2 separate regions of the Homo sapiens genome follow, and region 1 is linked to region 2. A link is a contact called in ENCODE Hi-C or POLR2A ChIA-PET data. All regions are on one chromosome and are shown on one strand. Each heading gives the region's core, a stretch centred on a gene start or an enhancer-like site at or near the end of the contact. The rest is flanking DNA. Distances are from core to core; before and after follow the strand shown. Region 1 overlaps LOC107986081 (a long non-coding RNA gene). Region 2 has its middle 79 kb from the start of ABHD5.

Evidence for each region. Hi-C counts contacts between places; a loop is a spot of excess contacts on that map. ChIA-PET counts read pairs that join two places held with the same protein, here RNA polymerase II (POLR2A). Pooled maps may share reads with other maps.
Region 1: a map of PC-9 shows a loop between it and region 2 (5-fold over the local background). The contact joins two enhancer-like sites. A Hi-C loop is called at or near these places in 9 of 168 maps with a recorded cell type or tissue (MCF 10A, PC-3, PC-9 and 5 more) and 10 of 50 pooled maps. POLR2A ChIA-PET finds 5 or more read pairs at or near these places in 4 of 52 experiments (A673, AG04449, AG04450 and 1 more).

What each region holds. Positions count from the first base shown.
Region 1 is chr3:43,868,603-43,871,958 of GRCh38, forward strand. The region is part of intron 1 of LOC107986081 (a long non-coding RNA gene); the gene reads right to left. Among named protein-coding and RNA genes, the nearest start is that of ABHD5, 180 kb to the left of the region's middle. Within about 2 kb of position 1,754, at least 8 of the 41 ENCODE cell types and tissues checked have a DNase peak (open chromatin) inside an H3K27ac peak, as active enhancers do; they include PC-9, where a contact is called at or near this core.
Region 2 is chr3:43,768,410-43,771,762 of GRCh38, forward strand. No RefSeq gene overlaps it. Among named protein-coding and RNA genes, the nearest start is that of ABHD5, 79 kb to the left of the region's middle. RefSeq lists a silencer at 1,118-1,297 and an enhancer at 2,056-2,555. Within about 2 kb of position 1,707, at least 24 of the 41 ENCODE cell types and tissues checked have a DNase peak (open chromatin) inside an H3K27ac peak, as active enhancers do; they include PC-9, where a contact is called at or near this core.

The sequences.
Region 1 (3,356 bases), core at 504-3,003, 100 kb after region 2:
AGCTGCAAAAGAAACAGGAGAAGGAGAGGCAACCGAGAGTTTAGCTACAACTAGAAGCCACCATCACCCCTTGGGCTGGAAGGGTCAAAGGAGGAGGGGATACTCCCAAACTTGGGTTCTAGGGGCCACTAGATAGGACTTGGAAGGAGAGGATACAGTGGGAGGCCTGTTGACAGAAGGAGCTGGACCCATGGAGAACATTCAGCCATTGCCAGAAACACTACCTGGAGCAGGGATAGTGGGGAGAAGTACCCTGGCTCCTCCCTGTCTCTCCTCTCCCAATCTCTCCCCAGAGCCTTTTGATAGCCACACCTATCTGCAAGCCAGTGAGCAAGAACTCCAGGACACTCATTCGCAGGGCTCACCCCTCTACGATGCAGAGAAGAATGGGAAACAGGACACGGCAGGGATATGAGAGCAAACCAGCAAGTGGCCCTACCCGTAGCTTAGGAGGGACATTGACAAGCAGAAGTGTGCTTGTAAGAGAGTGACAAAGGTTGTGAGGGACTCAGGTGCCAATCTTATGAAGAAGAGGCAGGAATCATGAATTGTTGGCTGAACACAGACTTTCAAAGTTCAACCTAGGGAAGACTTCCTTTCAGAGTGTCCAGAGAAGAAGAGGTCTGCCTTAGGAGGCAGGGAGGGATGAAGGCTAGGAAGGGGAGCCGGGTCAGATGATTTCACAGACCCATTCATTCCCTGAGAGTGTGATCCTGCACTCCACCACCATGATGCTGAGAGCCGGTCCATGTGGCACTGGCTAGACTAGAATGATAATACATATATTGATGAGAGGTTTGCTGCAAAAATGACCCATAACAAACAGCCCTGATAGCTCAGTAGCTTACAGCAACCACTGATTTTGTACCCACCATGTGCTGGTTGGCTGTGCTTTGGCTGGTCTTGGCTGGACTCAGCCAAGTTTAGATGAGAGGGGCTCACTCAGGGCATCAGGTTGGGACCAAGACTGTCCCACAGGTAGAGTGAGCTGTCCCAGCTTTCTGCTGGGGCTCAAGCTGGCTTCAGGAATGTGCTTTTCTTGTGGCAGAGAGTGGAAATGCCAAGAGGACTGGCAGGAACGTGCTATCTGCCTAGGGCCTCAGCTCAGAATGACACACTCTAACTTCCATCCTCTTTCCATTGGCCAAAGCAAGCCATATGGCCAAAGCCAAAGTTAAGGGTAGAGGATCTGCCCACGGGAAAGTCATATCAAGGGATAGGAGGGTAGCAACGATTTCAGACAAGTAATACAATCTACCATGGATAAAAAGAATATTTTAATAGTAATGGGGCAGTATAGCAGAGTGGTTAAAGGGTTTGAGCAAACTGGCAAGGGTTTGAGCTCCACCTCTGCTACTTCTGGACAAAATGGCCTTGGGCAAACTCTCTGGGCCTCCTTTTCCTCATCCAGAAAATGGGAAGCCTAGTATGCAGACCTTCCAGTGTGGCTGTGAGGGAGCGCTGGGCTGACAGATATGAAATGCTGAGCTGGGTGTCTGGCATCTAAGAAGAGCCTAATAGATGCTGGCTGGTACGTTGTTAGGAAGAATCTATTGAAAATTGTGCCTTCTGGAGACAAGGCATGCAGCAAAGGTGAGGGGAGAAACATTTCAGGGAAATAATTTGAAAATCTCTGCATGGTAGGCTTATGAAAAAAGGAAATACCTCAGTAACTGAGTCATCCCCTGAGCTCTGGGAACAGAAAGCCTGCAGGCTGGCACTGTTCTCCACTGCAGAGTTGACAGCTTGTTGGAGGAGGAGTGGCACAAGGTGGGGAGGGGGGCAGATTTCCTCTCCTGACGACTTGCTCTGGTTCACCCACAGCCCCATGCACATAAAGGTCCAGTTTCTGGAAGCAGCCTTAGAAATTCTGTGGAATTTCTGGGTCCCAGGAACTGCCACTTTGCAATTTGAGAATTTAAATATATGTAGATGCTTAGTCTTTTCTTTTACAGAAAGATACAAATTCCTCCAAAAATACATCGTCCTCAATCATTTTTTATTCTTGTGCCTACCCAAATCAAGCCCTAAGCTGTTGAAAGAAAGAAAGTAAATAATAGGGAAAGAGACAAGCAAAAACCAAATCGAAGTTTCAAAAACCAGGTGAAAATCCCACCAGTTATGAGATGGCCTTGATTGGGGGCCAGGAGGGCAGGCGTGGGTTTCCCGGGTCTCTATGTGACACAGTGGTTAGAACATGTCTTTTGGAGTCAAATTGCCTCAGTTCAAACCCCATCTCTGCTGGCCCCCAGATATGAAACTGGGTAAACAAGCCCTTATGAATCAGAATCCTCATCAGTTAAAATCAGACGATGTTAGCTTCTTTCTCACAGGTAATTGCAAAGTTTGCAGGAGATACTAGTGGCTCTTGAAGCACTTGCTATGTGGTGGCCACATGCATTGCTTTTCTTTGTGAAGGATCAACACAGTTGATAAGCACTCTATTAGCCAAGGTCAAGAATTTTATTTCCACATGGCAAACAGAGTGTTTGCTTTGAGAAGAGATCAGGAGGGATGAGGAGGCATGCTGAACAAAATACAACTGCTGGCCAAATTCAGCCCATGGAACCAGTCTGCTGGTTCTCAGCTTTGGAGGCTCAGCAATTAGATTTGTTAATATAACTGTCTTAGTTTGAGTTCCCCAAAGCCAACCCTGAGATGAGGATTCATCTGGAAGCAATTCATTTGAAAAAGATTTATTAGCAATTGTTCCCTGGAAAAACGGGTAGGCAAGTGGGAAAGTAGGACCAAGAAGCAGGAGTGTGACATCCTGCCTGGAGGGTAACTTTGGCTGTTTCCCCCAGGTGAGCTCTGGAGATAGGGCAGGTGACACCTCAGAGTGTCTGGGGGTGGGGGAAGCTGGGGATTGATCAGTCATTAGTCACAGGTAGCCCCAGGAAGAGGCACATCCCAGGCATTTCCAGCTCTCCATGCACACAGGCAAAGTGGGTTTCAGCAGCCTGAGAGCTGTCCTCAGATGCTGGCTGTTAAGGAGAAAGCACAAGAGGTGTCTATGGGCACAAAAATGGTGAAGGGGATCCAAGGAGCTTGGGCAGAGCAAAGCAGCAACTGGTACAACACCCAAAGGTGATAGGTGCCGGGACTGACTTGCAGGAAGCAAACTCCCAAGAGATGGCCACGTTTCCAGGGAGAGACAGAACTAGCCAGCACTTCTGGTTCTCATGTCCAAGGATCCTCAGCCCATGTTCTCCAGGGAAGAAAACCTCTGTTATAAACGGGGATTACAGGGTAATGAGGCACTCACCACCAGAAGCTTGGTTGGATTTCATAATGGCTGAGTCCTGGAGCTTCAGCAGTGATAAGAGAAGGACAGGACTGTTTGTGGGTCAGGACTC
Region 2 (3,353 bases), core at 457-2,956:
TTTCATGTGGAAGCGAATGCCACAGATTAAATATATGTTGTGTTAAGAAGCTTCCCGTTTTATCACAGCCTGTGCACTGCCAGAAAAGCATTCTGCATGTTAATTAAGATAGCTGGGGGATTTTTTAAAGACTTCTTTTTCTCCCTTTAACTTTATAATGCATTCAGGGGAAGGGAACTAAGGCAACTATTTGCAAAGCTGTAAAAATCAGTGTCGAGTCAGATGGGTTGTGGGATCCCAGGGAGCTTCAGTGACGGGCCAGGGCACTGTCTGTGCATGTCAGCAGCAGGCTGAGTCTAGGAGCCGGCTGTGAAGGAGCTTGGAGAGGCTGAAGGGAGGAAGTTCTGACTTCTGACTTTAGTAGGAACAGTGCCCTTCTGGCTAAGGCTGGAATTTTGCCCAGGGAACAGTTAAGTAAGAGGTGGGGTGGGAAGTGATCAAATCCAAGAATCAAAGTGGACAAGATGAATTTGGATATGGAGAATGGAGAAATCTGACCTTCCTCCCAATTAGAATGTCAGTGTAGCCAGGACTGTGTGGCAAGACCAAGAGGGGGCTGCAGATGCCTGCTTTAGCTGCTGCTAAGATGCCAGCACATTGGCCCTGCTAATGGGCCCAAATTCAGAAGTGACATGAATAAAACATGGATTCTGAAGTTCTTCAGACCTGGATTAAAATCCTGGCTTAGACACTTGTCACTTACTAGATCTCATTTTCCTCACCTGTGAGATGTGCATAGGGACACTGCTAGGTTCAGAGACCCTGGGTACAGCTGGCACATGGCAGGCTGTTAGCATATGGCACTTACTGCTGTTACATAAGAACCTGTGTCCACCTCCTGCTGTCAGGCACTTTGCAGCACCCAGCTGTTTGGTCACCTTTTCACCTCCCTTCACCTCTGTTCTAGTCTTGGCTCACCCTTCAAATACAACTGGCCCCTTACGTCGGGTGACCTAGAGAGTAGTCCCTGCCACTTGCACAATCCCAGTAAGCTCTAGTTAGGAAAATACCCTCATCCAAGTAGTTCCAGAATAACACTGCTGTTTGTTTGGGACTCCCTGACCCATAGCTTAGGAATCATGCATGCGCTGGGGTGACACTAAGAGCAACAAGATGTCCATCGGGAACCACTGCAGTTCCTCCGCCTCCCTTGGCACCGTGCCCTGGGACTGAGTTTGATTGCAGCGCCTTTCCCAGCTGTGACCAGCAGGGGGCGGCTCCTCTCTCTCGTGTCCCTTTCCAGTATCCTGGTAGGGTTCGTTCCCTCCCCAGCCCACTCAGGCCTCCTCCCGGGCTCCGCCTCTCGGGCTCCCTGAGACACGGCCCCGGCTCCTTCCGCCTTCCTTGGAGGAGGCTTGCAGACCTGCAGGGCGGGGCCTGACTGAGAGCGGGGCGGGATCTCCTTCCGGGCTGGGGAACAGATGCCCTGGCGTCCTTGGCACTGGGTTGGCTGGTCCCTCTCCGTCCTGGCTCCATTCCAAGCACGGCAGGCCCCGGGAGGGGCCCAGGCTGCTCCTTTTTCCAGCCAGGACAGAAAAGCATCAAGGAACTCTCGGTCATGAGACACGCCCGTCAGAGAGGAGGCACATTCCAGGAATGACATATGCCCTGAAATGTCATATGCTCTGAGGAGGTGACACTCCCCAATGGGTGACACAGCCCACAAAGGGGACATGGCCCACAAAGAGGTGACATGACCCACAGGGGTCACATGCTCCACAGAGGTGACATACTCCACAGAGGTGACCTGGCCCACAAAGGTGACATGGCCCACAGAGGTGACACAAGCCACAGAGGTGACACAGACCACAGAGGTGACACACTCCACAGAGGTGACACAGGCCACAGAGGTGACACACTCCACAGAGGTGACCTGGCCCACAGAGGTGACATGCTCCACAGAGGTGGTATGCTTCACAAAGGTGATATGGCCCTCAGGGACACACTCCACAGAGATGATCCGGTGCACAGAGGTGACATACTTCACAGAGGCAACCCGGCCCACACAACAACTGTGTCTCAACCATACTAGACACCTCAGGTATCAGAACCTTTCCATGGCACAGCAGGCCATGGAGCAGGCACTGCAGTGTTCGCCCTACAAACCCGGCGACTCAGTTCCAAGACCCTGCAGTCCAGAGAGCAGCTCAGAGGCAACGGGCCGAGGCCAGCCCAGCCGTTTTGCCTAAAGGTGGCTGCCAACCCTGGGGCCCTCAGCCTGGGCCTCCTGTGTCTCTGACCTCCTGCCTATAGAAGTCTGTTGCTCTTGCAAGGCCAGTAGGTAGACAGAGACAAGCATCAGTGAGAGGAAGAGTCATTTATGATTTATGAATAATGAACTAATTTAATCCTGGGTTTCTCTTGTGCCTCCCATTTAGTAATTTGTTCCATTTCTTAATGGCTCGAGTTCTTTATCAGGCTGTGACAGAGGCGAGTGGTGAGTCATCACACTGGGGATCAGGAGGGTGACCTAGATATTGGCACTGGGAAAGCAGTCCTGAGAGACGAGCATCAGCTCCACCCTCCACTCCCTCTCCACTGTGGGCAGCTCTGCGTTGGCACAGCTCCTATCTCTGCATCAAAGTGGCAGGAAGAGGTGGCCGTTCAGTGGAGGTGGGTGTGGCTGGGGCTTGTCTGAAGCTGTGGTTCCACAGCAAGCCCCTTGCTTGTGCTTAGATTGGACATCAGGGGAGAAGATGGAGAAGACTGGGGTCTAGCCCCACTACACAGCTGCATTGAGAGGGAGACAAGACTTTGGCGTCAGGCCACTTGGGCTAAAATCCTGGCTGCCACCTCTGTCTTTGTGACCCTGGGTGCATTGCTTTACCGCTCAGAGCCAAGAAAAGATGCTTCCAACAGTGAAGGCTGTCACCTCTATCCTCACGCTGCTGTCTGGTTTCTTGAACCTGTTATTTCTTTTCTTTTTATTACACACAAGTATATTGAGGCTTTGGAAGGTTAAACACCTTAACGAAGAGAGCAGGAGAGTGGTCTGTGTACAGAGGAGGGGAGAGTGGAACCTGAGAAGGCCTGGAATCAGGACCCCAGGGTGGACCCTTGAGGGCCAGCTTTGCCTTGCCTCCTCCGTGTCATCTTGCATGGCATCTGGCCCCAAAGTGCCCTCACACAGGAGCAGGCAGGGGGGCAGCAGGGGGCTGGTCAGACAGCAGCAGCCACTGAGAGCACAAGGAAGGACTAAAGCCAGCAGGTAGGTGGGGAGAAGAAGTGTGGGCAGCTGTAGGAGGCATCTGTCATGTATTTGCATAGTTAGCCCACCCTGTTGGCGTTTATCCTGTGAAGCAATGGTTATTGTGCCCACTTTACAGGCAGATACACTTGGGACAGAGGAGTCA